Linked DNA regions of Homo sapiens: region 1 is linked to region 2. Evidence: chromatin loops called from intact Hi-C (ENCODE). Cell type or tissue: heart left ventricle. All regions are shown on one strand. Links, peaks and the distances in the headings refer to the core of each region. The heading gives the core; the rest is flanking DNA.

The links. Hi-C counts contacts between places; a loop is a spot of excess contacts. Peaks named below come from ENCODE experiments on the same cell type or tissue, not always from the same donor. Only the 100,000 strongest peaks of a DNase experiment are listed, where the experiment ranks them.
Region 1: it touches region 2 in a loop (1.9-fold over the local background); 6 of 110 quality-filtered maps call a loop at or near these places.

What each region holds. Positions count from the first base shown.
Region 1 is chr16:3,356,065-3,371,391 of GRCh38, forward strand. LOC105371059 (a long non-coding RNA gene) reads left to right here and starts at 9,051. Exons shown (of 4, transcript XR_007064949.1): 1 at 9,051-9,118. OR2C1 (olfactory receptor family 2 subfamily C member 1) reads left to right here. Exons shown (of 1, transcript NM_012368.3): 1 at 1-1,242. The coding sequence ends at 815. It also overlaps the pseudogene MTCO2P28, the pseudogene MTCO1P28, the pseudogene MTND2P34, the pseudogene MTND1P8 and the pseudogene MTRNR2L4. RefSeq lists enhancers at 8,224-9,423, 9,118-9,187. In heart left ventricle, for the core only: no CTCF peak of the experiment used is centred there; a DNase peak (open chromatin) is centred at 9,007; H3K4me3 peaks cover 1,792 bases; H3K27ac peaks cover 1,262 bases; H3K27me3 peaks cover 652 bases.
Region 2 is chr16:3,451,460-3,466,786 of GRCh38, forward strand. All of the region lies in intron 2 of NAA60 (N-alpha-acetyltransferase 60, NatF catalytic subunit), which reads left to right. Among named protein-coding and RNA genes, the nearest start is that of NAA60, 15 kb to the left of the region's middle. RefSeq lists a silencer at 6,188-6,937 and enhancers at 6,258-6,427, 8,766-8,935, 8,872-9,041, 13,036-13,205, 13,233-13,402 and 1 more. In heart left ventricle, for the core only: CTCF peaks have their summits at 6,614 (motif pointing left) and 9,919 (motif pointing left); DNase peaks (open chromatin) are centred at 6,222, 6,532 and 7,002; H3K4me3 peaks cover 4,512 bases; H3K27ac peaks cover 5,390 bases.

The DNA of each region.
Region 1 (15,327 bases), core at 4,955-12,954, 93 kb before region 2:
ACTCAACCATCATCTTGCTTTCCCGCCTGGAGGCCCGGCTCCATACACCCATGTACTTCTTCCTCAGCAACCTCTCCTCCTTGGACCTTGCTTTCGCTACTAGTTCAGTCCCCCAAATGCTGATCAATTTATGGGGACCAGGCAAGACCATCAGCTATGGTGGCTGCATAACCCAGCTCTATGTCTTCCTTTGGCTGGGGGCCACCGAGTGCATCCTGCTGGTGGTGATGGCATTTGACCGCTACGTGGCAGTGTGCCGGCCCCTCCGCTACACCGCCATCATGAACCCCCAGCTCTGCTGGCTGCTGGCTGTGATTGCCTGCCTGGGTGGCTTGGGCAACTCTGTGATCCAGTCAACATTCACTCTGCAGCTCCCATTGTGTGGGCACCGGAGGGTGGAGGGATTCCTCTGCGAGGTGCCTGCCATGATCAAACTGGCCTGTGGCGACACAAGTCTCAACCAGGCTGTGCTCAATGGTGTCTGCACCTTCTTCACTGCAGTCCCACTAAGCATCATCGTGATCTCCTACTGCCTCATTGCTCAGGCAGTGCTGAAAATCCGCTCTGCAGAGGGGAGGCGAAAGGCGTTCAATACGTGCCTCTCCCATCTGCTGGTGGTGTTCCTCTTCTATGGCTCAGCCAGCTATGGGTATCTGCTTCCGGCCAAGAACAGCAAACAGGACCAGGGCAAGTTCATTTCCCTGTTCTACTCGTTGGTCACACCCATGGTGAATCCCCTCATCTACACGCTGCGGAACATGGAAGTGAAGGGCGCACTGAGGAGGTTGCTGGGGAAAGGAAGAGAAGTTGGCTGAGAGAACACTCCTTCGTTATTTATTGCGTCTTCATCTCTACATGCGTTTCTCATTAACTCTCTCTGGCCAGGTGAACATGAGGAATACTAATTCCGGTAAAACCAAGGCATGTTCCTGACAGCCCTAAGCTGACAGCCCTAAGCTGTTGGGAACATGGTTAGTGTTATTCGTAATGTTCTACACTTATTTACCAAAAATCCTACTGTGGACTACCGATAGCAGGGGAGACATGTTGTTGAGGGCTCAGAGGTTATTGACCTGTGACAGACCTGTCTCACTGTCTCTGTCTCTGTTGCCCACATGTTATTTAATATGCCTTATATTTCTGCAGAATTCTGTACTTTTCTAAGCAAAGCACCTCCACTTGCAGTATCTTACATAATGTTACTATAATTCCATAAAATCAAGCCATGTATTATTAACTTCATATGAAGACCCAAACAATTCATGTTTTTACCCTATCTGTCATTATCTTTGCCTACCTCTTTTTGTCTCTTCTTCATTTTTTTTAAGAGTTGGAGTCTTGCTCTGTTGCCCAGGCTGAAGTAGAGTGGCATGATCTTAGCTCACTGCAGCCTTCAACTCCTGGGCTCAAGCAATCCTTCAGTCTTCTGAGTAGCTGGGACTATAGGCACATGCTACCACACCTAACTAATTTTTATTTTTATTTTTTACAGATGGGGTCTCACTCTGTTAACAGCCCAGGCTGGTCTAGAATTCTTGGCCTCAAGTAATCTTCCTGCCTTGACTTCCCCAAGTGCTGGGATTATGGGTGTGATCTACCGCACCTGGCCTGTCTCTTCTTAATAATGCAGTATACCACTGGGTGCAGTGGCTCACACCTGTAATCCCAGCACTTTGGGAGGCCGAGGCGGGTGGATCACCTGAGGTCAGGAGTTCGGGACCAGCCTGACCAACATGGAGAAACACTGTCTCCACTAAAAATACAAAATTAGCCTTGCATCGTGGCACATGCCTGTAATCCCAGCTACTCGGGAGGCTGAGGCAGGAGAATCGCTTGAACTCGGGAGGCAGAGGTTGTGGTGAGCTGAGATCGTGCCATTGCACTCCAGCCTGGGTAACGAGCAAAACTCCGTCTCAATAATAATAATAATAACAATAATAATAATGTAGTATATCTGTCCATACTTTCCATCCATATATCTCTCCATCATCTTGTTTACCCTCTCCCTTATGCCTATATTCCAATTTCTCTTCTACTAATCTATTATTTAATAATAAAAGATTAAGCCAGGCACGGTGGCTCACGCCTGTAATCCCAGCACTTTGGGAGGCCGAGGTGGGTGGATCACGAGGTCAGCAGTTCGAGACCAGCCTGACCAACACGGTGAAACCCCGTCTCTACTAAAAATATGAAAAAAATTAGTTGGGCATGGTGGTGGGTGCCTGTAACCCCAGCGACTTGGGAGGCTGAGGCAGGAGAATCATTTGAAGCTGGAGGGTGGAGGTTGCCGTGAGACGAGATTGCACTACTGCACTCTAGCCTGGGCAATAAGAGCGAAACTCCATCTCAAAAAAAAAAAAAAAAAAAAAAAAAAAAGAAAGAAAAGATTAAAAAGGTCATTTGCAGCTGGGCACAGTGGCTCATGCCTGTAATCTCAGCACTTTGGGAGGCTGAGGTGGGTGGGTCACCTGAGGTCAGGAGTTTGAGCCAGCCTGGCCAACATAGTGAAACCCCATTTCTACCAAAAATACAAAAATTAGCCAGGTGTGGTGGTGCACACCTATAGTCCAGCTACTTGGGAGGCTGAGGCAGGAGACTTGCTTGAACCCGGGAGGTGGAGGTTGCAGTGAACTAAGGTTGCAGTGAGCTGAGATTGCACAACTGCACTTCAGCCTGGGTGACAAGAGCAAGACTCTGTCTCCAAAAATAAAACAAAACAAAACAAAAAGGTCATTTGCCTTTTGATTCTAGCCAAAGAGGGTCCCTTGCTACTCTCTTATTGAAATCATCCCATCCAAAAGTCCCAGACATCAGATGTCTTACCAGCATTTGGGTATGCTAGTCTGGTCAGTGGATAATGGAATGTCCTAAGATTCCTTATGCAAATTTAAGACCCCAGGAAAGATCATCCATCCATAAAGTATGTTCTCTGCCTCAAGATCTAGTCTTGAAGCCCTGCAGTTCCTAAAATTCAGCAATCAGTTCAGCACACAATTAATTACTCATCTTTCAGGAACTCACATGTTGGGATCAGAATGCCAATTTGTGATTCTGCACATTCCTAGAATTGCCAAAGGGATCCCCACCTGTTACCACGATTCATTTACTATTTTCCCAGACAGAGAAGCTAGGTTAATATAAGAAAGTTGCATGACAACTACATTACCATAGAAAAGGGAATCAATAGGTTTTAGAACTAGTTCAAAAGGGGCTTTGGCTTTGTGTCCCCATAATTTTGAAACACATGCCTTATACATAGTAGATACTCAATAAGTGTTTAGCAAATATAATTAATAAGCTTCATGAGTCCTCCTTTATCTTGCTAAGAACTAAATTTGTCAAATGGACCGTCTTCATGTTTGCCACTTTGGGGTCATCCCATCCCTTGGACAGCATTGAACAAACAATGATAAATGTTCCCTTTTCCACATTACCATAATTCCTTCCAAAGACATCTAATCATACTGTCCTGTCATGAGTTTGTTTTTCCAATAGCAGATCAAAGCCATTTTGCCAGTTCCTCATACAGCAATACTCAAATACGTCTCCAGAAGTAGACAACTGTTAACATTATCTTGGCGAATTTATTAAAGTCCAGAGTCTTGCAGGCTCAACACTGGTTTTGTTTTGTTTTGTTTTGTTTTGTTTGAGACAGAGCCTTGCTCGGTTGCCCAGGCTGGAGTGCAGTGGCGATCTCAGCTCACTGCAACCTCTGTCTCCTGGGTTCAAGCAATTCTTGTGCCTCAGCCTCCTGAGTATCTGGGATTACAGGTGTATGCCACCATGCCAGGCCAATTTTTTTTTTTTTTTTTGGTGGAGACAGGGTTTCACCATGTTGGCTAGCTGGTCTCAAACCCCTGGTCTCAAGCGATTCACCCTCCTCAGCCTCCCAAAATGCTGGGATTACAGGTGTGAGTCATTGCACATGGCCAGGCTCAACATTTTCATTGATCAGTACACTCAGATTAGGTCAAGTTCTCAAGAAGTAGGTTCACAATGACCAAGTTCCTAAAGCTGTTATATAAACCAAAATGCCAGCTGATTACGTTATGAGAACAGTACCAAGAGACTGAACAGTTGCATCCTCCAGTCAATTCATTTAAGTTGTGAAATAACTTGGGAGGAAATAGGAAGAAAATGGACAGGTATTCCTGAGACATATGAGTGCTGTAGAGCCTCCATATGGAAAAAATTGGACATTTTGTAACTAACACAGAGTTCTGGGTGTGGTAAGACACAGGGAATTAGAGGAAGAAGAACAAGCTGACTGGCTATGGTGAGGAAATGAATACATCACAGGGATCGCATATAACTTCGTCAACACACATACGCTTATGTTCCATTCTCAATGGTGTTCATGAAACAAGGTCAAAATTTGGGAGGAAAAGAAGCAAATATAAAGCAAGCTCCTTGTTATTGAGGGTTTGGAGTCCTATTTCTAGGTGTCCAGGAAAAAAATATGTTTGGTGTCTTGTTCAGTTGGAAATTCAGGAAATGACAGACAAAACCACCACCAAGGGCCGGGCACAATGGCTTACGCCTGTAATCCCAGCACTTTGGGAGAATGAGGTAGGCAGATCACTTGAGGTCAGGAGTTCAAGACCAGCCTGGCCAACATGAGACTCTGTCTAAAAAACAAACAAACAAACAAACAACAACAAAACACTAAAACCACCAAGACCTATGAAAGACTCACCAACCTTAGTAAAATAGAAATGAAAAGCATTTGAATATGCTCATCTGCTCACTGGATTTAAGTGAGTTTGAGAGCCCATCGCATAGAGCCCTTCTCAGAGTCTGTCTGGATCCCATACCTTTCCGTTTAAGGTATCAAAGGCTGCCTGAATACCTCAAATGAGCAAATTCTGAAGCTGCCAATGAAGACAGTCAATCCTTTTCCATTCTTCTCAGCCTTCAGGCTCAAGTCCAGGAAAGATTAGGAAAGATTAGAATCAAGGAACCGGGAAGAAATAGAAGTTGAAAAGTGACTTTGGCTTGCTGCATATACACTTTAGTATGTGAGCTCTGAATTAGAGACTATGGTAGGACGCAGTGGCTCACACACCCGTAATCCCAGCACTTTGGGAGCCCGAGGAGGGAGGATCGCTTGAACCCAGGAGTTTAACACCAGCCTGGGCAACATACTGAGATCCCGTCTCTACTAGAAATTTAAAAATTAGCTGAGTGTAGTGGTGCTTGCCTATATCCCCAGCTACTCAGGATGGTGAGGCAGGAGGAACGTTTGAGCCCAGGAGTTCAAGACTACAGCGAACCGTGATTCCATCACAACACTCCAGCCTGGGAGACACAGTGAGGTTCTGTCTCAAATAGATACATAATTAAATAATAGACTAATTTGGAAGCTCTATTAATGACTTTGCAAAAAGGTCTAGTGTATTTGACCAACGGTGGCTAAGTGTACTGAGTATTCACCATTTGCTAGATGAGGATCTAAACTCTACACACTTCCACTCATTCAATCCTCACAATCCATGGGCCACCTGCTATTATGCTTGTCCTCTTTTTTTTTTTTTTTTTTTTGAGACAGAGTCTCGCTCTGCCGCCCAGGCTAGAGTGCAGTGGCGTGATCTCGGCTTACTGCATATGCTAGTCCTCATTTTAAGATGAGGACACTGCAGCATAAAAGGAAACTTGCCCAAGATCATGCTTTGGTAGGGTAGGGAATCAAAGCATAATCGTCTTGACTCTAAAGCTGTGCGTACTCTTTTTTGTAAAAACAATCGCAAACTTACAGAAAAGTTGGAAGCATGAAACAAAGACTTCCCCTGACCTCCAATTATTTGAGAGTAAGTTAGCAACCTGACACCCTGTCTTCCCCAAATATCTTGTGGTGTGTTTTCAACAAACAAGGACATTATCCTACAGAGCCACAATATAACCATCAAAATTAGAAAAATGGGCCAGGTACAGTGGTTCACACTTGTAACCCTAGCACTTTGGGAGGCCGAGGTGGGCAGATCACCTGAGGTCAGGGGTTCAAGACAAGCCTGGCCAACATAGTGAAACCCCATCTCTACTAAAAATACAAAAAGTAGCTGGGCATGGTGGGACATGCCTATAATCCCAGCTACCCGGGAGGCTGAGGCAAGAGAATTGCTTGAACCCAGGAGGTAGAGGCTGCGGTGAGCCAAGATCATGCCACTGCACTCCAGCCTGGGCAACAGAGTGAGACTCCATCTCAAAAAAAAATTTTTTTTAATGAACATTAATACATTTCATTATCTAATCTGCAGACCCCGTTCAATGTTTGCCAACTGTCCCAACGATGCCTTTCATAGCGAAAGAATTTTCTTCACAATCACACATTGCATTTAGTTGTCATGTCTCTAGTCTTTGTCAGTCTGAGATGGTTCTTCAGTTTTTTTCTTGACTTTCATGATTGCCACACTATAAAAGATTGTTAGCCAGTTATCTGGTAGACAATGTCTCCATTTGGGTTTGAAGTTTCTTCACATATAGACTCAGGTTAGCATCTTTGGCAGGAATATCACAGATGGGAGGTTGCATTCTTCTCATTGTGTCCTATCAGGGGGTGTATATTTCAGTTGTTTTCATTTCTAATGGTGTTACGTGGATCACTAAATGAAGATTGTGTTGACCAGCTTTCCCATTGTTTCCCTCTTTGTAATTAATAAGTGTCTTATGGGGAAGTACTTTGAAACTATGTAAATATCCTGCTACTAATTAAACTCAATTTGTTCATTTATTTGGTTCTATCTTATGCAATTAAGGTTTTCTGTTTTATTTAATGGTTTATAATAAGGGTATCCAACCCACAGGCCACAGAGAGAAAGAGAAATACATATGTGTGTATATATATGTATATACTTATATCTGACATGCAAAGCAGTGCTCTGCCCTTGCTTTTTCCCACACTCAGGCTCTGCTTTCTCTTTCTCTCTCTCTTTTCTGTCCATTTAGTCATCTACTACCCTGCCCTCTGAATAGAAAGGCAGCAAGGTGCCTCAGAAAGTTCAACACTCTGGGAGTCAAGAACTTGAGTATTTGGGTGCACTCTGCAACTAATTAGTTAGGGTAGTCAGTGGCTCTTTATAGCACTCTGTCTCATCATCTGTAAAATGACTATAACAGGTGGCAGGAACATTGTAGGAATCAAAATAGATAATCCACATAAGAAATGCATGTGTTTAAAAAACTCCTCCATGGTTATTCTTAATCAAAGATGGCATACTTTTCTTAGAAGTGTCATCAACCTATTTCACATCCCACTCCCTGTATTTATATCCTGATGAGGTACTACTCCTTTGTGCTACCAGGGCCTTCATAAATGATGGATGAATGAAGGGGGGCAAGACTGAAGGCAGAAAGACTACATAGAAGCCTTAGTATGATCCTCCACTCTTCTTTCTCTCACACTCCACATCTCAATCTAGTAGCTCCCTCTTCAAAATATACCCAGAATACCCAATCCGGAATCACACACACGTGAAAATTAGAAAAGTATTTGTATGTCCACCAAAAGAGGAATGGTCGATTATATATATTGTGGTGGGGGGAGGTGGGGAGCAGCATGGAAAAACATTTTAAAAAGAATATGCATGGTGGTACATGCCTAAATGCAGCTTTAAAAAATTATATATATATATAAACGAAAAGAAAAAAACAAAAATTATATATATAAATGGAAAAAACCGACAAGAATTAGTAAATGTAAAAAAAATTATATATTAAGAACCAGAAAGATATACACACTAGTAATGTTACTAGTGGAGGGTGTCCAGGTTCTTGGCGTTTGGAACGAAGAACTGGACAAAACACACAAACAAGGCAAGGAAAAAAATGAAGCAACAAAAGCACAGATTTATTGAAAACAAAAGTACACTCCACAAGGTGGCAGCCCGCAGAGCATAGGGGCTCAACAGGCATGTGCCAGAATTTTTCTGGGGTTTAAACACCCTCTACAGGTTTCCTATTGGTCACTTGGTGTACACCCTATGTAAATGAAGTAGTGGCCCGTAATCGGCCCTAGGTTCCCTTAGGTTGCTTTGTGCAACCAGAGGCTGAAGTGAAGTTACAAAGGTTACACGCTATGCAAGCATCTGATACTTTCAAATTTTTGTCTGCCACGCAGAAGAGGTGATGGAGTTTGTAAAGGGAGTAGCCTCCAGTCCTTTCAGTGGGTCCTTTCCTTACTTAGGTGGGGAAAGGGAAAGTTGGGGTTTTCCTTTTGATTTAGTTCTAGGAAGTCAGCGTGAATCAGTTAGGTTTCCTGCCTCCAGACCCTATTCCTCTGCCTCAGTAACAGTTATTTTCTCTAGGGAGGGAGTGTAATTTCAGAGGCAAAGTATGAATATATTTTGTTAATCATTTGTATTTATTTATTATTTATTTATTTTGAGACAATCTCGCTCAGCCGCCCAGGCTGGAGTGCAGTGGCAATTACCTCTCACTGCAGCATCGAACTCCTGGACTCAAGTGATCCTCCCGCCTCGGCCTCCCAAAATGCTGGGATTACTGGCGTGGAGACTTCAGTTTTAAGTGAGAACGTTTTGCAGTACTTACTTAATATTAAGAAATAAAAACAACTTAGAGTGGGGGGAAAAAAAGCCACTGGATTAGATACGAGTTCTAGTCAACGAAAGTCACTTAAACTCTGTTTTGGCTTCCTCGTCTGGAAGATGAAAATGGTAATATAACTGACTGAGTAGGGTTGCTGTAAGTATGAGTTAGTGTGTAAATGTTTACAATTACGCAGGGCACACAGCAAGCGCCACGTTTTCTATCAGGGCTACTCTCACCTAACGCGTAAAACAGGATGGCATGCCCAGCGGGATCCGGGCCCTGGGTTCTCAGGCATTGTGATTGGTCTCAGCATATGACGCAAGGCGGGCTTCATTAATGAAATTGCTGTCAATTAGCGAAGGGCGGAAACCAGGCGAAGAGGGCGGTCCTTTAGAACCACACTCGCGCGACTGGCTCCTCTCTTTACAGGCTTAGCTACTGCGCATGCCTCTGGCCCTCTTGAGGTCCCGGCGTGCCCCGCAACAGCTTCCGGCGTGCTCCGCAACAGCTTCCGGCGTGACGCAGTAGAAAAGGTGGCGTGGCTGGCGATTCGTGTTCGTGAGGGCCTTTTCTGGTGAGGCGGGGCTTAAGGGTTGTGGCTCTGCTCTCTGTCCTGAGACTTTCAGATTGCACTCTGGGTTCCTGGACGCAAAAACTCGGAGTGGCTGCGTGATGCAGAGTGAACTGGGTCCTCTGGGGACGCGTGGGGAACGTGGCAGTCCGGAGTGCCGGCTTTGTTGCCCTTCGGAGCTCCAGTCCGTTCAGGTTCCCCAGTGAGGCCTCCTTTGAAGGGCTGGGTGCCTTTTGCCCTTCACGCTAAGAAAACACTCGTTTCCTAAAGCTCGATTGCGCCCTTGTGCTGAGCGGTGGGGACACGAAGACAGCACAGAAACGCTGTTTACTTTCAGCGAGCCCCCAGACTGTTGGAGTGGATAAACCCACCAGAAACAAATTACAGCGTTAGGCGGGTTAAGATGGAGCACCCTGAGAGGTTACAGACAGGACCGGAGAGTTCAGAGGATTAGGATGCTTCAAGAAGATGGGGGTAGTGGCGTCATCAATCCTCATCCTGGGGTTTTTGTCTTTGATGGTGCACTCCTTGAGGACATGAAATTTTTCTTCCACATTTCCGATACCTAGGCTCAGGTGCCCTTCCATGGTTGGGAGGGATAGAGACCAGCTGTCTCTCGTGTTTATTATCTATGGAAAGGATGAATTAGGTCTTGGGGACTTCAGGAGGGAAAATTTTGGTGAGCAAAGGCACTAATATGTCCCTAGACCAGGGGTTCTCAACCAGCGCCCCCCTGCCAGAGCACAATTGACACTGTCTGGAGACAGTTTTGTTGTCACTACCGAGGGGTGCTACTGACGTCTAGTGGGTGGAGGCCAGGGATGCAGCTAAACATTCTACAAGGTCCACGGGGTTCCCACCCCACTCCCCATCCCCAAGAACTCAAAAAACGATCTGGCTCAAAATGTCAGTGTGCTGAGGTTCTGAAACCCTACCCTGGAATGACAGCGGAAATGGAGAGACAGCAGATGTTGGAGACATCTCAGCGGAAGACTAGTTTTGTCTCTTTTTTTCTTTTTTTGTTTTTTTGAGACCGTGTCTCGCTCTGTTGCCGAGGCTGGAGTGCAGTGGCGCAATCTCGGCTTCACTGCAAGCTCCGCCTCCCGGGTTCCCGTTATTCTCCCGCCTCAGCCTCCGGAGTAGCTGGGACTACAGGCGCCTGCCATCATACCCGACTAATTTTTTGTTTTTGTATTTTTAGTAGAGACAGGGCTTCACCATGTTAGCCAGGATGGTCTCGATCTCCTGACCTCGTGATTGGCCCGCCTCAGCCTCCCAAAGTGCTGAGATTACAGGCGTGGGCCACCTCGCCCGGCCTCATTTTGTGTTCTTTATAATGCTTAAGTATTTGATGCGCAGTTGGTTAATCAGGTCTGATGAGCCCAGTCTTCCTCTTATTTTTTTCACCCATTCATTTGCCAGATATCTGTTTAGCACTAAACACTATTCAAGATGCTAGAATTCAGCTTTGAGCTGAAAAACCTCACATTCTTGCGGGGGGTGACAGACGTTAAACTTACATGTCAAGTAGTAATATATGCTATGAAGTTCCTGCAAGTTGGGGTTTCTCTTACTACCATCAGGTACCATTTATTTACTTCCGAGTGCCAAGCACTGGACTAGATACTTTACTAATATTTCTACTCTTTTCCTGTGTCCTGCAAAGTGGGTATTATTTATTTATTATTTATTTTTTTTGAGAGGGAGTCTCGCTCTGTCCCCCAGGCTGAACTGCAGTGGCGCAATCTCGGCTCACTGCAACCTCGACTTCCTGGGTCCAAACGATTTTTCTGCCTCATTCTCCCGAGTAGCTGTGTTTACAGGCACCCGCCACCACGCCCTGGTAATCTTTTTTGTATTTTTAGTAAAGACGGGAGTTTCACCATGTTGGCCAGGCTGGTCTCGAACTCCTGACCTCAAATGATCCAGCCGCCTCGGCCTCCCAAAGTACTGGGATTACAGGTGTGAGCCACCGCGCCCAGCCCTGCAAGGTGGCTGTTATTATCTTCAGATGATAAAAAGCAGATCACAGGAGTTGAATAATTTGCCCCAAATCACTTAGTATGGAGTTGAGCTTGGACTCAAACCAGATTCACCTGAAGGATAAAGTCTGTATTATTTCCACTGGTTAACATTGTGTCCCATATACGCAGCTGGACTGAATGGCATGAGAAATCTATACCTTCTTTCCTAGGGTTAAGAAAGTGAAGTAGAAACGAACTGACACTGACCTCATTCTGTTTCCAGAGTAGAGTTTTTATCAGACCTAGCAGGAGGTGATTCTAAAGAGTTGCAGCAACTGAATTAGGAAAATAATTATAAGAGTGTGGTCATGGAAAGTGAGTAGTTCTTCTATAATAGGGGATGTAGCGTCTTGAAGGCCTAACTGAACTGGGTGAGCCATTAAGACATACAGGGTTTATCCTATATCTTAACTTTGACAAAGTTATGTAATGATTTTACTAATATCGAGAAAGTCATACAGGTTATGGGATTGGCTTGAAATCAGTTTCTGGAGGTTCAATTCCTTTTTCGTTTAGGTTTTCACATAGATTGGCTCTTCGAATGTGTGGTAAGGTGGTGGACAGCTGTAAAGTCACTGTTAATTAGTAGATGCTTGTTCAATTGTTAGAACTTTTCGTTTTGAAGCAAAGGCTTCTCAGATTATGAAAATTATTAATATGACTGCTGTTAATGAGATAAATGAGCCTACTGATGAGATAACATTTCATGTGGTGTATGTATCAGGTTAATCAGAGTAACGTCGACGCACACCAACAGGCCGAGGAAGTGCTGTGGGGAAAAGGTTAAATTAACACCTATAAATATAATGATGAAGTGGATTTTAGCATACGTCTGATTAAGTATATAACCTGAAAATAGGGGGAATCAGTGGACAAAGCCTCCTGTGATGGCAAATACCGCTCCTATTGATAGAACATAGTGGAAATGGGCCACACCATAATATATGTCTTGTAAAATAATGTCTAATGATGAATTAGCTAGTATAATGCCAGTTAAACCTCCTACTGTTAATGGGAAAATGAATCCTAGGTGCTCAGAATATTGTGGGAGATCATTTGATACTACTGCCGTGCAGTGTAGCTAATCAGCTAAAGACCTTGACTCCAGTAGGGATAGCAATAATTATAGTGGCGGAGGTGAAGTATGCTCGTGTGTCTACATCCATTCCTACTGTAAATGTATGGTGAGCCCGTATGATAAATCCTAAGAAGCCAGTTGATATTATGGCTCATACTATGCCCATATACTCAAATGGTTCCTTTTTTCCAGAGTAATAGGTTACGATATGGGAGATTATCCCAAAGCCTGGTAGGATAAGGTTATAGACTTCAGGATGACCAAAGAATCAGAATAAATGTTGATACAAAATAGGGTTACCCCTGCCAGCAGGGTCAAAAAAAGTAGTATTGAGGTTACGGTCAGTTAATAATATGGCAATGCCAGCGGCTAGGACTGGGAGAGAAAGGAGGAGAAGGACTGCCAGAATGAGGACTGATCAGATGAAAAGGGGTGGTTGATATTGGGATAAGGCTGGGGGTTTTATGTTAATAACTGTAATAAAGTTAATGGCCGCTAAAATAGAAGAAACACCTGCCAAGTGGAGTGAGAAGATGGTTAGATCCACAGAGGCTCCTGCTAGGTTTCCTGCTAAAGGGGGATAAACTGTCCAGCCGGTTCCAGCGCTGGCTTCTACTACTGAAGATGCAAGTAGGAGTAGAAAAGATGGGGGGAGAAGTCAGAAGCTCATATTATTTATCCGGGGGAATGCCGTATCAGGTGCACCAATCATCAGAGGGACTAGCCAGTTGCCAACACCCCCAAATATGATTGGTATTACCATAAAGACAAATTATGACGAATGTGTGGGCGGTAACAGTAACATCGTAAATCTGATCATCTCCTAGCAGAGTTCCTGGTTGGCCTAATTCTGCTTGAATTAGAAGGCTTAAGGTGGTGCCCGCTATTCCCTCTGATGCGCCGAATACTAAATATAGTATTCTGATGTCTTTGTGGTTAGTTGAAAACAATCAACGATTAATGAACTTAAGTGGGAAAAGGGTAAAATGGCTGAGTAAGCATTAGACTGTAAATCTTTTTTTGTTTGTTTATTTGAGACGGAGTCTTGCTCTGTCCTCAGGCTGGAGTGCAGTGGCTCGATTTCAGCTCACTGCAACCTCCGCCTCCTGGGTTCAAGCGATTCTCCTGTCTCACCCTCCTGAGTAGCTGGGACTATAGGCATTCGCCACCACGTCCAGCTAATTTTTTTATTTTTGGTAGAGACGGGCTTTCACCACGTTGGCCAGGATGGTCTCAATCTCTTGACCTTGTGATCCACGCGCCTTGGCCTCCCAAAGTGCTGGGATTACAGGCGTGAGCCACTGCGCCTGGCTGAATTTATCTTTTTAATTAAGATTGGGATAAGAGCTAGTATGTTCATTTCTAGGCCTGTTCAGATGAGAAATCTATGTGAGCCTAGCATTGTGGTAAGAGTTCCTGTGAAAACAGTAAGGGAAATAATAAGTTGAGCTAATGGGTTTATTAGTACAGTAAGGGTATAACTAACATTTTTGGAGTATGAGCCCGATAGCTTAGTTAGCCAACCTTACTTTAGGACTTGGTGTAATGGGTAGCACAGAGAATTTTGGATTCTCAGGGGTGGGTTCAATTCCTTTCGTCCTAGAAATGAGAGGATTTAAACCTTTATTGTTTACTCTATCAAAGTAATTCTTGTGTCGGACATATTTCCTATATTTGGGGTGGGATGCTGGAAATTAGAATAGGCATTGAGATACATCATATGCAGAGTGCTAGTGTAAGCGGTAGGAAATTTTTTCATAGAAGATATATAAGTTGGTCATAGCGGAATTGGAGATATGCTGTTTGAATTCATAAAAACAGGGTGGTTAAAGAAAGGTCTTGGTAATGAAATTTGTGGTATAGAGTTCTGGTGAATATATAGTGTGTAGTGCTCCTAGAAAAATGGTAATAGTTAAGTCATTTATTACGATAATATTCATATATTCTGCTATAAAGAAGAGGGCAAATGAACCTGTGGCATATTCGATGTTAAAGCCTGAGACTGACTCTGATTCTCCTTCTGTTAGTTCAAAAGGGGCTCGGTTTGTTTCTGCTAGTGTGGAGATAAATCATATTATGGCTAGGGGTTATGATGGTAGAAGCAGTCAGAGGAATTCTTGCGTTGTGATAAATGCATGTAAGTTAAATGAGCCACTTATTAGTAGAACTGATAAAAGGATAATGGCTAGAGTGACTTGATATGAAATTGTCTGGGCTACAGCTTGTAATGTGCCGATTAGTGTGTAATTTGAATTAGATGCTCATCCTGATCATAGGATAGAGTAGATGGCTAGGCTTGATGTGGCTAGTATAAATAGGAGGCCTATATTAAAATTAATTAGAGCATCTGGTATGCGGAGGGGAGTTCACAAGAGGAGAGCGATCAAAACAGCTAGGGTTGGAGCAGTAGTATAAAAGGTAATAGTAGACGCTGAGGGACGTAAGGGTTCTTTGACGAAAAGTTTTATTGCATCAGCGAATGGTTGAAGCAGTCCATGGGGACCTACAATGTTAGGTCCTTTGCGTAATTGTATGTAGCCTAAGAGTTTTCATTCAATGAGTGTAAGGAATACTATAGCGATTAAAGTGGTAATAATAAGTAGGAGAAGATTGATTATAGGCATATTGTTAAGAAGAGGAGTTGAACCTCTGATTTTAAAGTTTTAAGTCTTAGGTAATTGCCGGGGTCTGCCATCTTAAACACTGTTTAAGATGGTAGAGTGTGTGATGATTTGTTAGATTGAGACAGCATCATTTATGGTGGCAAGGGTGCTTTGTGAAATGGGCCCTGCTTCTCTTGTCCTTTTGTACTAGGAGAAATGTTAAATAGTTAGAAACCGACCTGGATTACTCCGATCTGAACTGAGATCACATGGGACTTTAATAGTTGAAAAAACGAACCCTTAATAGCGGCTACACTATTAGGATGTCCTGATCCAGCATTGAAGCTGTAAACCCTGTTGTTGATATGGACCCTAGAATAGGATTGTGCCGTTATCCCTAGGATAACTTATTCCGTTGATCAAATTATTGGGTCAGTGTGTGTTAACTTGCTTAGACTAGTGCGGTCTTAGTTTAGGTAGTTTGGAGGTTGAATTATGCTCTGAAAT
Region 2 (15,327 bases), core at 2,539-10,538:
ACTCCCCCAAGTTAAACCAAAACCAAAATATGTTAGATACATCTGTAACACTCATTATAAAAGATGACATATAAATGCCTCAAAAATAGAAAAGGTGATCAAACTTACTGAGAAATGTGCATTAAAACAATGAGACCTTTTTCAGTTAGATTGCAGAAAGGTAAAGAATAATACCTGGCCAGGTGTGGTGGCTCACACCTGTAATCCTAACACTTTGGGAGGCCAAGGTGGGTGGATCACCTAAGCTCAGGAGTTGGAGACCAGCCTGGGCAACATGACAAAACCTCGTCTCTACAAAAAATGCAAAAACTAGTGAGGCTTGGTGGTAGGCGCCTGTACTCCCAGCTACTCGGGAGGCTAAGGCAGCGGAATCACTTGAGCCCAGGAGGCAGAAATTGCAGTGAGCTGAGACCACACGACTGCATTCCAGCCTGGGGGACAGAGCAAGACCCTGTCTCAAAAAAAAAAATGAGCATGGTGGCTCACACCAGTAATCCCAGAATCCCAGCACTTTGGGAGGTAAGGTGGTCAGATCACTTGCACCAGGAGTTCGAGACCAGCCTGGGCAATATAGTGAGACTCTGCCTCTACAAAAAATAAAAAATTAGCCAGGTATGGTGGCGCATGCCTGTACTCCCAGCTACTGGGGAGGGTGAGGTGGGAGGATCACTTGAGACCAGGAGGTTGACGCTGCAGTAAGCCGTGATCACGCCACTTTACTCCAACTTGGATGACAGAGTGAGACCTTGTCTCAAAAAAATTAAAAAAGACTAATTCCCTATGTTGGTGAGGCTGCGGGCCATTTGCCCTGCTGTAGTGGGTGTAGAGTCTTCACACTCTTGGTATGAGAATAAATTGGTAAAACTTTCTGGCAGGCAATCTAGGGTTTGTTTCCAAAGTTAAATGTGGTTAATTAAAACTAATTTTACTTATGCCTGTAATCCTAGCACTTTGGGAGGCTGAGGTGGGCAGATTGCCTGAGCTCAGGCATTCAAGACCAGCCTGGGCAACATGGCGAAACTCTATCTCTACTAAAAATACAAAAAATTAACCGGGCATGGTGGCAGGTGCCTGTAGTCCCAGCTACTCAGGAAGCTGAGGCACGAGAATCACTTGAGCCCAGGAGGCAGAAGTTGCAGTGAGCCAAAGATTGTGTCACACTCCAGCCGGAGGGGCAGAGCAAGACCCCGTCTCAAAAAAAAAAAAAGAATGCTTGGTTGAGCATGGTGGCTCACACCAGTAATCCCAGCACTTTGGGAGGTAAGGTGGTCAGCTCACTTGCACCAGGAGTTCGAGACCAGCCTGGGCAACATAGTGAGACTCTGTCTCTACAAAAAAATGAAAAATTAGCCGGGTGTGGTGGTACGTGCCTGTAGTCCCAGCTACTGGGGAGGCTGAGGTGGGAGGATCACTTGAGACCAGGAGGTCGACACTGCAGTAAGCCGTGATCATGCCACTGCACTCCAACTTGGGTGACAGAGTGAGACCTTGTCTCAAAAAAATTAAAAAAGACTAATCCCCTATGTTGGTGAGGCTGCGGGCCGTTTGCCCTGCTATAGTGGGTGTAGAGTCTTCACACTCTTGGTATGAGAATAAATTGGTAAAACTTTCTGGCAGGCAATCTAGGGTTTGTTTCCAAAGTTAAATGTGGTTAATTAAAAATAATTTTACTCACGCCTGTAATCCTAGCACTTTGGGAGGCTGAGGCAGGCAGATTGCCTGAGCTCAGGAGTTCAGGACCAGCCTGGGCAACATGGTGAAACCCTGTCTCTACTAAAAATACAAAAAATTAGCTGGGCATGGTGGCATGCACCTGTAGTCCCATCTACTCAGGAGGCTGGGGCAAGAGAATCGCTTGAACCTGGGAGGTGTAGGCTGCATTGAGCCAAGATCCACTGCACTCCAGCCTGGGCAACAGAGTGAGACTCTGTCTCCAATAATGAAATCATGAAAAAAAATTTTTTTTTTTGAGACAGAGTTTCGCTCTCGTCCAGGCTGGAGTGCAATGGCATGATCTCAGCTCACCACAACCTCTGCCTTCCAGGTTCAAGCGATTCTTCTGCCTTAGCCTCTCAAGTAGCTGGGATTACAGGCACGCACCACCACGCCTGGCTAATTTTGTATTTTTAGTAGAGATGGGGTTTCTCCATGTTGGTCAGGCTGGTCTCGAACTCCCAACCTCAGGTGATCTGCCTGCCTCAGCCTCCGAAAGTGCTGGGATTACAGGTGTGAGCCACTGCACCCAGCTAATAATAATAATTTGAACCAACATTCTAGGCATTTTCCCTAAGGAAATAATCAGAACGTATGCAGATTTGTGTACAAGATTGTAAGTTGCAATATTGTTTTTGACCTGAATGTGTAGGTTTCAGTGGGGAAACCTGATCCCCAGTCCCTGCTCTCCTCCCACCCCAACCCCATCCATCTACTACCTTTCCCAAATAGAGCTTGCGTAGGGCCATTGGTGTCCAGGATCCAGAGCAGGGCATGGGTTTGTGGGAGGTGGTGGTTGGAATCACCTGGGGTTGGATACTGGACTTAGTTCCTCTATGGGTAAATGAGAGCCTGGGGATTGTCGGAAAGAGGCCTAGGGTGAAAATTAAAATGACTTAATTTCAGGAGCAGTCTTGGCCTTGGAGATTCATGGGACTTAAGAGAGGAAGGGCAGAGGCTGACCGTGTAGATGGTAGCTTGTTGCTCTACCTGGGCCAGAGAAGCCTGCTTGCCTCCCTATCTCCAAGGCTGAAAGAGGGTTGTGCAGCTGAAGATACAGGAATTTAGGATACAGGCAAGTGCCATGACCTGGCAGCTTGGTATGTCGCTACACTGCAGGAGCCTGCTGGCTTCCCACCACTGGGAGTGCCGTTAGGTGTCTGTGCTAGACCCATGGCCAGAGGGTGAAAGGAGGCATGAGTAAATAGGCAAGAGAAAAGCGATAATATGCTGGAAGAGGCCTTAGAGCCAGAGGGAGAAGGAGCAGACAGACTCTCATAAATAAGGAGTTCTGGTGAAACAGAATTTCTGCGAGAGATTCAATTATAGCAAAACTTTATGGAACCAAAAAGCTTAAAAAAAAATCAGAAGTTTAATAGATAAACTGAAGGAGAGAATGGTCAGCACAAACTGAGTAGCCTGTTAGATCAAGTGGAAGAAACACTCAAACACAGCAAAAAAAGAGAGAGAGAAAGGAACCATGAAAGCAAAGAGGTGGAGGACCAATCAGCCCTGAAGTCGATGGTGATCAACCCATTCCTGAACCATCCCTGTGACCGGCAGATGTCCCTCTGCTTGACTTGCTTAGGCAGGGGTCCTCTGAACTCATCACAGAGCCAAGGGAGAATGGGATGACCTTAATGGGTTAAACCAGTTAGGGAACACACTGGAACAAGGGGTAGAGTCTGTGCCACAAACACAAAGAGAAAGGGTGGAAGTTTTTTTAGTGTACAAATAACCTTGAATATCTCCTGTAGTGACACATGGTGCCTAACCGAATGAACCGTTGTGAAGATAAATGAGATCTTGCATAACATGTTTAACACAATGCCTCACACATAAGCCGTGGAGAAATAGTTATTTTCTCATTTGTGTTTTAAAGGAGTATTTTTTTCTTTTTTGAGACTGTCACTTTGTTGCCCAGGCTGGAGTGCAATGGTGCGATCTCGGCTCGCTGCAACCTCGGCCTCCCGGGTTCAAGCCATTCTCATGTCTCAGACTCCCGAATAGCTGGGATTACAGGCATGTACCACCATGCTCAGCAAATTTTTTTTTGTTGTTGTATTTTTAGTAGAGATGGGGTTTCACCATGTTGGCCAGGCTGGTCTGCTGGTCTCGAACCTCTTGACCTCAAGTGATCCACCCGCGTCAGCCTCCCAAAGTGCTGGGATTACAGGCATGAGCCACCGGGCATAGCCAAAAAAGAGTTTTTAGTTTTTTTTTTTTTTTTTTTTTTGAGACGGAGTCTCGCTCTGTCTGTCACCCAGGCTGGAGTGCAGTGGCGCGATCTCAGCTCACTGCAAGCTCCACCTCCTGGGTTCACGCCATTCTCCTGCCTCAGCCTCCCAAGTAGCTGGGACTACAGGCACCTGCCACCACGCCCGGCTAATTTTTCTGTATTTTTAGTAGAGACGGGGTTTCACCGTGTTAGCCAGGATGCTCTTGATCTCCTGACCTCGTGATCCGCCTGCCTTGGCCTCCCAAAGTGCTGGGATTACAGGCGTGAGCCACTGCACCCGGCCCAAGTTTTGGGTTTTTTTGTTTTGTTTTGTTTTGAGAAGGAGTCTTGCTCTGTCCCAGACTGGAGTACAGTGGCGCGATCTCGGCTCACTGCAACCTCCACGTCCTGAGTTCAAGCGATTCTCCCACCTCAGCCTTTTAGTAGCTGGGATTACAGGCACGCACCACTATGCCCAGCTAATTTTTGTATTTTTAGTAGCGACGGGGTTTCACCATGTTGGCCAGGATGGTCTCGATATCTTGACCTCATGGTTCACCCGACTTGACCTCCCAAAGTGCTGGGATTACAGGCATGAGCCACCGCGCCCTGCCCAAAAAAAGAGTAAAGTTTGAAGGGATGTACATGCTGTTCTGTTTGCCAGTTCATCTTAACGGTGCTGTATTTAGAACCCTGGAAACAGCCGGGCACGGTCTCAAAACAAACACACACCCCGTGGAAACAATAGAATGTTGTTACTCTGTTGTTACTTAGGGAGTGTTTTTTCAAACTGTACTGTGCTTGTTACTCACATGGGGGTCTTGTTGAATGCAGATTCTGAATTAAGTGCCCATTCTGACTCAGTCCAACTGAGTCCTGAGGTTCTGCATTTTTAGCAAGCTCCCAGGTGATGCCGCTGCTCCTGGACCGCAGACTGCACTGAGTAGCAGGCACCTGAGTTTTGCCTGTTTTTATGATTGATTGGGCTCCCCACGGCATCCATCTTCTAGCCAGTGGGAAAGGGGAGAGGAAGTACAGAGCGAGCAATTTCCTTTTTTTTTTTAACCCCATCTTTTATTTTGAAAATTTCAAACCTCCTCAATTTTTGAAAGAATAATGCGCTTCACCAGTTGTTAACAATTTAGCAATATTCTTTTAAGCACATGACACAGAAGTTGCCAACATTGTGCTCTCTCTTGTTCACTGGTGAAACTTTTGGCACATAGCCTGATCCTGCTGCAGGAGAGGCTGAGAAATAAAAGCCTAGCTTGACAGTGATCTGCCTGCTGAAGGGGGTGGGATTCTGTTACTACTAGATGATGATAAAGCAGTTATTTTTTAAAAGGAGAAGATGGCAGAGTAGGACAATGGATACTAGGGGACAGTTTGACACGCAGACTCAAATCTTTTTTTTTTTAGATGGAGTTTTGCTTTTGTCGCGCAGGCTGGAGTGCAGTGGCGCAATCTCGGCTCACTGCAGCCTCCACCTCCAGGGTTCAAACGATTCTCCTGCCTCAGCCTCCCAGGTAGGTGGGATTATGGGCACATGCCACCACGCCTGGCTAATTTTTTTGTATTTTTAGTAGAGACAGGGTTTCATCATGTTGGCCAGGCTGGTCTGGAACTCCTGACCTCAGGTGATCCACCCACCTCGGCCTCCGGAAGTGCTAGAATTATAGGCGTGAGCCACCACACCCAGCCAAGACTCGAATCTTATAACCAGTTCTCTTCAAATTGGATTCTGGAAAGCTCGGAGTTGAAATATACAGCCCAGGTTGGTCGTGGTGGCTCACGTCAGTAATCCCAGTATTTTAAGAGGCCCAGGCGGGCAGATCACTTGAGGCCAGGGGTTCAAGACCAGCCTGGGCAACATAATGACATTCCCATCCCTACAAAAAAACAAAAAACCCAAAAAACCTGTTTTTTAATTAGCCAGGCATGGTGGTTCACACCTGTAGTCTCGGCTACTTGGGAGACTGAGGCGGAGGCCAGGAGTTGGAGGCTGCAGTGAGCCGAGATTGCGCCCCAGGCTGGGAGACAGAGACCCTGTCTCAACAACAAAAACTTCGCGTTAGATCTTGCATTATAGAACCCCTACAACCGGAGGGCAGCTTAAGTTGCCTGTTTTACTCAGGGACAGCCCTAAACTGCCTTTCGCCAGAATCGGACGGCTGAGAATCCAGTGTCGTCGCGGGGTGGTGCTGCCAGCTGGCTCCGGGTGGTCGGCCAGGAGCCAGCCTTGTGCACCTGCTTTCAGTTGTTGGCCAGCCCCGGCGCTGCAGGCCCTCGCGAGCTTAGGATGCGCCTGCCAGGGCCTGTGCGGGGGGGCCACTCGGTAGAGCCGCGGGACCTCGGCCCGGAAACCGCGCCACCGGCGTCCGCACACGCTAGGCCGGGGAGCCCAGAGGTCTGGCCGGCCATGTCTCGGCGACCTCCCGGAGCGAGGGACAGGGAAGGAGCCGGCCCTCACCAGTGCCCCGCATACGGGATCCTGGGCCTGGCTTCGCACGGAGCCTGCCCGCTCCCAACCTGCCCGCTCCCAACATGGCGGCAGCGCCGGCCTCAGGGGGCGGGGCCACGTGGGGGCGGCGGCCAATGGGCTTCCGGGCTGCGCTGCCGGCAGGGAGCGGGAGGCGGAAGTGCCGCGGGCTGCCGCCTCCGTCCCGGCTGCGGCCCCTGCCGGTTACATAACTCGTTGCGGGCTCCGCGCGGTCCCACTTCCCGGCTCCCTTCGCCTCCAGGATGCGCTGAGCCCTACAACACCCCCAGCGGCCGCCGGCTCCCCCACGAGGTGAGGTGGCGGGGGGCGGCCGCCGGGGCTCGGACCTGCGGCGGGGCGCCGAGGGGGCGGGGTAGGCGGGGAGGCCGCGCCGGGGTCAGGGGGGCCAGCGCCCACCGGGTACGAGCGCGCTGGTGAGGCAGGCCCGGCCGCGCCCGCGCCCCCGGCGCACGGTCCTCCCGGGAGCCGGTTTCGGGGACGGCGGCGGGGAGTGGGCGCTGGCCAGGGACGAGGGTTGAGGAGGTCGCGGCTCTCATGCTGGGTGGGAGTCGGGCCTTCTGCCTGGGGGTTGCGTCAGTGTCCGACCCCGCGATGAGTGGTCGGGACAATTTGCAACTAGAGGGTGGTCCTCATGGGTACCCTGTGGGGTGTCGCGCGAGGTGAAGGGCCAGGCCATTTCCGTCGGGTCAGCGATTTCCGCCTTCGCCCCGCTCTCGCCTGGCCTGGTCAGGGCCTGTTTTGGTACTTGTTGCGCCGATTGGAGTCATCTGCGACTTGTTTGCCCTCCTCTGAACTCCTGAAAGCCAGGGGCTCCGTCTAGGTCTCCTCCTAGTCTTATTCTCCCAGCTTTCGTTGTTAAGACAAATTCCTTACGTTCCTGGCCCTTTACAGACCGGCCCTACAGAACCCACACCCCCAGCTCCGACTTTCTTCTCCAGATTGGGTACTTCCCAGGGAGTAAAGGGAATCTGTAGCTTTTGTGGTTTGTCCTGCTGGGAAAATTTGGGGGTAAGTGGTGGGCCTTCTCTGGACGACCACCCACAAATCTGTGTGCCCAAACGGAGACAGGACCCAGGGTCTGGACATCAGGCAAGGGGTACTCTGCAGTAAACGTGGACATTGGCCGTTTCGTGGGTTTGTTTTCACTCTGCCAAGTCCTTGAGGCGTACACTTTTGTGTCACTCATTTATCTTGAAAGAAAAGGTTAACAGCCCAACAGAGTAGTTCGCTTTGGTATCTGGAGTGGTAATCAGAGTGCCAGAACTGGAGAGAACATTGCCGTGTACAGATGTTTGCCTTTTACCAGGGCACTGAAGGCATAAAACCCTTAGTTAATGCTTAACTGAGTGAACCATGAAAGTCATGTGACTCCAAAGGTCGACTCTAGAAATGCGGCAGTCCATGTAGCACTGTGATGTAGAAATTCTATGATATATGGGTCAGTGTTCACAGGCAGGGAGAGGGGGAGTCTTCAACATCTTTGAATTAAAAAGCATCTGGGGCAAAAACAAATAAATACACACATATCAGTGAACTGCTTTAAGTTCAGTTAGAGAAGGTGAGATTAAAGACCAGAAGAAACTCGAGGGAGACTGCTGTATAAGTCCCAGTTATCTTTCCAAACAGACAGGTTCATCACAGCAGTGAAGGCTAGTCTTCATCTCCCTTCTTGTGGGATTTTCTACATTAATGTGCAGATCTGCCCTTGGAGAATGGGGCGTGCATGATTGGGCTGTGGTTTGCTGGAGTTTCATCTTACTGAAGTTGCAGACACTGTGGGTTTCTGTGACAATGGTTTACACTGAAAGTAGCAAAGTCAAGGCATGGTCTGGTATCAGCATGCCAGAATAAAACACACAGACAGCTTTTTAAAAGGTCTGTGTCCGTCCTATCTTTAGCCTCTCCTGGTTGTAACTTGAAGTGACTTTGTTGCCGTGTTTGTTTTGACCAGGCCGGGACAGTATGGAGAGTATCTTTAGATGTGACTTATCTGGGTTGCTTAGCAACAGCATGCTTCAGATTAGAATGGAAGAAAGTTCCTGGATGTGAGGAGATTTGAATGATAAAAGATACTTACACCTAAAAGGAGACCAGGAGGGATTGTGCCCTGTTCTTGCTAACTGGGTGCTCGTAACTGGAGACGGGGTGTACCTGTTAGCGGTGGTTAGACGAGGTGGATACAGAATCCAGAATGGTCACATTGCAGCCATAGGGAACAGATAGATGCAGAGAAGAGGCTTCAGCCCTCTGAGTTAGGGCAGTGCATGGCCTTGCTCTGCTGAAATAGCCCAGAGGTCCCATTTGCTTGGTGACATCTCTCACTTGAATAGAAAGCTGGCTGTTTATCAGACACTGTTTTCTTAAATGGCAGCTCCTCCACATCTGCGTCATCTCCATTATCTCCCCTATCCATCTCTTTTTGGAAGGAATCCACGAAGCCCTCATGACTGTTTGTTTGTTTTTGTTTTTTTGTTGTCGTTGTTGTTTTTTGGAGATAGGTTCTCACTCTGTCGCCCAGGCTAGAATGCAGTGGCGTAATCTCGGCTCACCGCAACCTCCACCTCCCAAACTCAAGTGATTCTCCTGCTTCAGCCTCCTGAGTAGCTGGGATTACAGTCATGTGCCACCATGCCTAGCTAATTTTTTTGTATTTTTGGTGGAGACGGGGTTTTGCCATGTTGGCCAGGCTGGTCTTGAACTCCTGACCTCAAGTGATCCGCCGCCTCAGCCTCCCAAAGTTCTGGGATTACAGGCGTGAGCCATTGCATCCAGCCCGCCCTCATGGCTTTTACACCTCTTTTCCTGGTTTGCAGAAAGCAAGGCTGGGGTGTGGACCCTGCATCGAAGCTGGTTCTGCTTATGTCCATGTGAAGTGCTTTCAAGTAAAATGCTGATCTGCAAAAAGATGCTGAAAGTCCTTTGTCTCTTTCTGGCTAAGTTCAAATGCCGAATTTGATTCAGCAAATAGTTGTGAGTGCCTTGAAGTGCAAAGAATGATCCAGGATCAGGACTCCTTCCCTACATATCATTATTTTGATATGTATGTATGTATATATGTTTAGTGACGGAGTCTTGCTGTATCACCCGGGCTGGTCTCAAATTCCTGGCCTCAAGCCATCCTCCAACCTCAGCCTCCTCAGTCGTTGGGGTTACAGGAGTGAGTTTGCCAGGCTCTATATCATTCTTTTTAGCATGACCTCTGATAGGAGGCTGGCAGGACAGTTCAGGACTTATCAGAAGCCCAAATATCTTACACTGCTGATTAAAGAGAGACCTGTGTTTGAAAACCAAACGGGCATATAATAGGATTAACATTCTGCTATGAACACTAAGGCATTTGCGTAGTGCTTGTGGGAGTGATAGGAAGGGGGTCTGAACCGGGGGAGCCAGGGCTTTCTGCAGGAAGTGGTTTGGGGTCCTTGTCAACAGTGAATGCTGCTTAATGGAGCCAGAGTGCCCCCCTGCGGAGGTGGGCAGAGAGGTGCCAGTCACCCCAAGGTGCCACAGCTCTAAGCTGAGATGGTCAGATAGAGGGAAGCAAACAAGGGCCACTCCCTAGTCCCACCTTGTCAGCAGCTCAGACGGGATTCCCCATCTCTATCTCAGCCAGGGAGAAGCCATCGCGAGAACTGGCTATGAGTGCGACAGCTTAGAGATGTTGCAATGTCTCTTCAAGTTAGGAGTGAAATTATTATCCATTTTGCCCCAAAATGGACTCTTAAACCCCCATACACTTGGAATAGCATGTATTTTGTGCTTTGAAGCCAGAAATAAACATTCTAAACAAAGATTTAAAGTTGCAATGAAGAGGAGGTGGTTGTGGACAGACATGCAGAACAAATGTTTGAGAAATGTTCCCTTTGCTTCCACAGAAAAACAAAAGAAAGGCATTTTCTCGTGTTTGACAAACCATGTTAAAAAAATATTCTTGGCCAGGCACAGGGGCCCAGCACTTTGGGAGGCCAAGTGGGCAGATCGCTTGAGCTCACAAGTTCGAGAGCGGCCTGGGCAACATAGCAAAACTCCATCTCTAAAAAAATACAGAAATTAGCCAGGCATGGTGGTGCGCATCTGTCATCCCAGCTACTTGGGAAACTGAGGTGGGAGGATGGCTTGAGCCCAGGAGGTGGAGGTTGCAGTAAGTTGAGATGGTGCCACTGCATTCCAGCCGGAGTGATAGAGCCAGACCTTATATCAAAAAAAAAAAAAAAAAAACCTTTCAGTGCTATTTTTTGTGGTATAGTTACTGTTATTAAAAAGCAAATGGCATTTCTCTTTTTTTGTTTACTGTATTCCTGAAATAGGGTCGATTTGGCCAGCAAAGTATTGACACTGGGGCCCATCTTGAAAACAACTAACTATTGAAGAAAATAATTTCATTTTATAAAATAGTAGTTGGGTAATTCTCCCTTAGGTACCAAAAAGGGCTCTTTTCTGGAAAATGTTAATGCAACAATATTTCCCTCATTCCTTTGGTGTTCATGGGTGTTCTATTGAATGCTGTTCCATTCTTATTTCTTTCTAGAAGATAGCTCATTCTGACTCCTGCTGTAAACTGTTCAGAGATTATTCTTTCCAGAGTCTGTTACATTCAGAATGTCTTGCTAGTCTGTCACTTGCTGCCCTTCTCTTTCTACTTAGTTTCAGATTACTTTGCATCTCCTCTGGCCTCCCGTTTTTAACCTTTTCATTGATGTATACACACAGAAAAGTGCACTGCTTGATGAGTTGACATGGCATGAACATAACCTGTACATCCCCAACGCCAGAAGACCCATGGGCCCCCTTACCAGGCAAGCCCTCTTCTATTAAGAAAAGCGTTTTTCTTGTTGTAAGCACAAGAAACCACTAATAGTAATTATACTAGGGATGGGGCGCATACAGGATTCGGAATTTTTGCTTTGTGTTGCACATGAATTCTTACTTTACTATGAACATGGGTTGCTTTGACAAATTTAAAACAAAGGCCTGAAAGGACTCCCCTTACTCAAGAAAAGGAAAATGCCTTTTTTAAATGTTTTTTTGAAATGGTTGTCTTAAAATTTCTAAATATTTTTTAAAATTAGATTTTATATAGCCACGCAAATTGTTCTTTAATGGTTATGTAGGAATACAGGCTGCTTGGCCTCCCTTGTCCACAGCCTCCTCTTTGTTTCTTTGCGACTTTGACTCTGTGTTTAGAACATTTATTTCCGGGATGAGTGCACAAAACACCATGCTACTCCAAGGCACAGAGTTTCAGAGTCAGCGCTGAGTCTATTTTAGAGCAAAATGGGTAACACTACTCATAATTTGAAAACACACTATTAAATACCCAAGCTGTTGCTAACTAAAAGCAGCCTGTGAGGTTATTTTAATATAAAAATGCAAGCTGAGGCCGGGCCCGGTGGCTCATGCCTATAATCCTAGCACTTTGGGAGGCCGAGGTAGGTGGATCACTTGAGCTCTGGAGTTAGAGACCAGCCTGGCCAACATGGTGAAACCCCGTCTCTACAAAAAAAAAACAAAAATTACCTGAGTGTAGTAACTTAATGTCTGTACTGTCAGCTACTTGCGGAGGCTGAGGCAGGAGGATTACTTGAGCCCAGGAGGTGGAGGTTGCAGTGAGCCAAGATCGTGCCACTGCACTCCAGCCTGAGTGACAGAGTGAGACCCTGTGTTAAAAAAAAAAAAAAAAAAAAAATGCAAGCTGGCGCGGATGCAGTGGCTGAGACCTGTAATCCCAGCTACTTGGGAGGCTGAGGTATGAGGATCCTTTGAGTCCAGGAGTTGGAGACCAGCCTGGACAACATAGGGAGACCCAGTCTCTACTTAAAAAAAAAAAAAAAATTCAACCTAGACTTGGTGGCTTGTGCCTGTAATCCTAGCTATTTGGGAGGCTGAGGTTGAGGGATCCCTTGAACCCTAAAGTTCGAGACCAGCTTGGGCAACATAGTGAGATCCTGTCTCTTAGAGAAAGAAATCTATGTGTGTGTTCGTCATTTTGACATACAACATCTTCACTTTTTTCTGACAATGAAAACAACCCAAGGTTATTGCAAAAAAAAGATCCAGTAATACAGAAACAAGTGATACAGAATGGAACCGTCTGCTGCAATTGCTGGGGCAGATTCAGGCAGAAATTTGGATTACTTTTATTTTATTTTATTTTATTTTATTTTGAGACAGAGTCTCACTCTGTTGCCCAGGCTGGAGTGTAGTGATGAAGTCTCGGCTCACTGCACCCTCCGCCTCCTGGGTTCAAACGATTCTCCTGCCTCAGCCTCCCAAGTAGCTGGGATTACAGCCACCATGCCTGGCTAATTTTTGCATTTTTAGTAGAGATGGGGTTTCCCCATGTTGGAACTCCTGACCTCAAGTGATCTGCCTGCCTCGGCCTCCCAAAGTGCTGGGATTACAGGTGTGAGCCACCACGCCCAGCTAGATTTATATTTGATAGTTATTTGATTCCAGAGGATCTTAAGTGCAAACCCAGAGAAGCAGAGAGTAAAAAGCAAAAAGGCAACAAAACCCAGCAGATGGTGAGGGAAAGGGAAGAAGCCAGGGAGGGGCAAGTGGGGACAGGAAGTGCTCTGAAACCCGACCCTCTCTTGCTGGGCTTTCTCCTTTTAAACTGAGGAGCTGCTGTGTCCATCTCGCCCGCTGCTTCCTAGGCGGTACAGAGGGTTTCCTGTAGCCTTAAGTTTTCTCTCCGAGAACAGACAGATTCTTGGTTGAGCCTTAAACAGGGTCCAGTCTTGGGTGTTAGTCAAGAATGCTGTTCAAGTAAATACGTTTTACTATCATTTGACTCCCATGTGCCCCCAAACCTGGTATTATTTACAGGTAGTTTTGTTGTTGTTTTGTTTTTAAACCAAACAGGTTGACCCATTCACTCAATCTGAGTTAGGAAATATATTCCAGGCACAACCTATCAGGCGGTTGCCTGCAAGATCCCAGCTGAAAGCATCGCTGGGACAAAGGTGATGCTTTGGCAGCCACCCTGTTGGCTCCGTCCAGCCCACACCTCAGTTGTCTCAAGCTGCTCTTTCAGTGGGAATGTGAGATCTGGTAGCAGAGGCTCATTTCACCCCAATTTTCTATTTCAGAAAAAGGGGCCGGGTGCAGTGGCTCAAGCCTGTAATCTCAGTACTTTGGGAGTCTGAGGCGGGTGGATCATGAGGTCAGGAGATTGAGACCATCCTGGCTAACAGGGTGAAACCCCGTCTCTACTAAAAATACAAAAAGTTAGCCGAATGTGGTGGCGGGCGCCTGTAGCCCCAGCTACTCGGGAGGCTGAGACAGGAGAATGGCGTGAACCCGGGAGGCGGAGCTTGCAGTGAGCCGAAATTTTGCCACTGCACTCCAGCCTGGGCGACAGAGCGAGACTCTGTCTCAAAAAAAAAAAAAAAAAGAAAAGAAAAAAGGAAACTCATCCGAAGCAAGAGAGGCAGCCACGGGGTCCCATCTTGGCAGCACATCTTCTGGTCCCCGGTTTAGCGTTCTGTCCTTCTCTTGGGTCATGTTCTTGTCTCTGTTCTTCCTCATCCCTTCTTCGTCCTTGTCATCGCCACTTCTGACACTGACTGAGTGGGGCCACAAAAGGTGAGTCGTCCTTCCGGCTGCCCCCACCACAATCCAGCCCTGGCTCAAGAGCAGGGAAGGTGCTGTCCCCCAGGCTGCAGACGGGGGTTAGTACAGCAACCTCAGACAGCTTCCTCTCTGGGGGGACCCTGCGTGTCTTGGGTGCAGTTTCGAGGAGGATGCAGAGGGATGGATCCCTGCCTTCTTCTGTGTGACCCCTGCGGTGGGGGAGCATCCCTGCTCAGCCCAGGGGATGGCACTTTTCATGTTTGCCGTGAGATTCCTCTAGCAAAAGCAGTGGGTTTTGTGAGTACTTAGGTAATGGTGCCAGAAAGCACCATGACACCCTGGTATGTCCGCCCCATATAATCAGAGAATCTGACTCTGCTCACTGCTGAGACCCCGATACCCAGGGTAGGGCCTGAATTTTCAATGCAATTGCGATAAATTAATGACTAAATGGATTCTCAGTTTGAAATGTAAGGCGTGACAGAACGTTCAACCCAGGGAAGATTGAGTCAGGACCCGGGACCTTGCCGGAACACCTGTGGCCGTTGCTGCTGTTAACTGAGGTGTAATTAACATGCAGCCAAGTGCACAGCTTCACCCAGCAGATCCGTACGTTTTGACAACTGTGAAACAAGACGTAGCACATCGCCATCGCGCTTCTCAGCTCCGCCTTCACCACTCTGGGTGCCAGCACCGGCAATTTGTTTGGCCAGTTCCAGAGTGTCATAAAAACAGAATCCTCCATTGTCACTCCTCTGTCCTTGAAGAGATATGCATCGAGTTGTATGCGGCCACTCTGCGGGCTCCCCTCGGCACATGATGGTCTTCAGAGAGAGGCTGTTTGGAAATAGAGTGGTGGGTGTTTGCTTCTTGTCACCCGGCAAATGATTCATTTTTCTGCTGCTCTGACACTTTGGAAGAAGCCAGGGATGCTGAGGAGATGGCTTGCTCTCACGTGGGCAGCTGCTCCTTTGAGAAACAAGCCATGCGCAGTGTTAGCTGCTGACATCCTCCACTTTTAGCCCTTGAGCCCATTTCACTGATGAGCAAGACAGTGGCCTGTATCTGTCACTAACGTGCTTTTCTTTTTCTCCCCTGTTCCCCAAAGACAGGAGTGTGGAGTTCATGAGTGTTGGATTTTTCAAGCTAGTAAACCTTGCAGCTGCAAGTGGTGTTTAATTCTTGTGGTATGGATGAGCACATGCTAATCTCCCTTGAGCTTCTCTTGAGCAGAAGCCTGGTGTGCTAACGGGCAGGACTGGGGTGGTGCTTTGAGAGGAAGAGGGGGAAGGTGGCCCGAGAGGGAGATCTACTGAGATGTGAG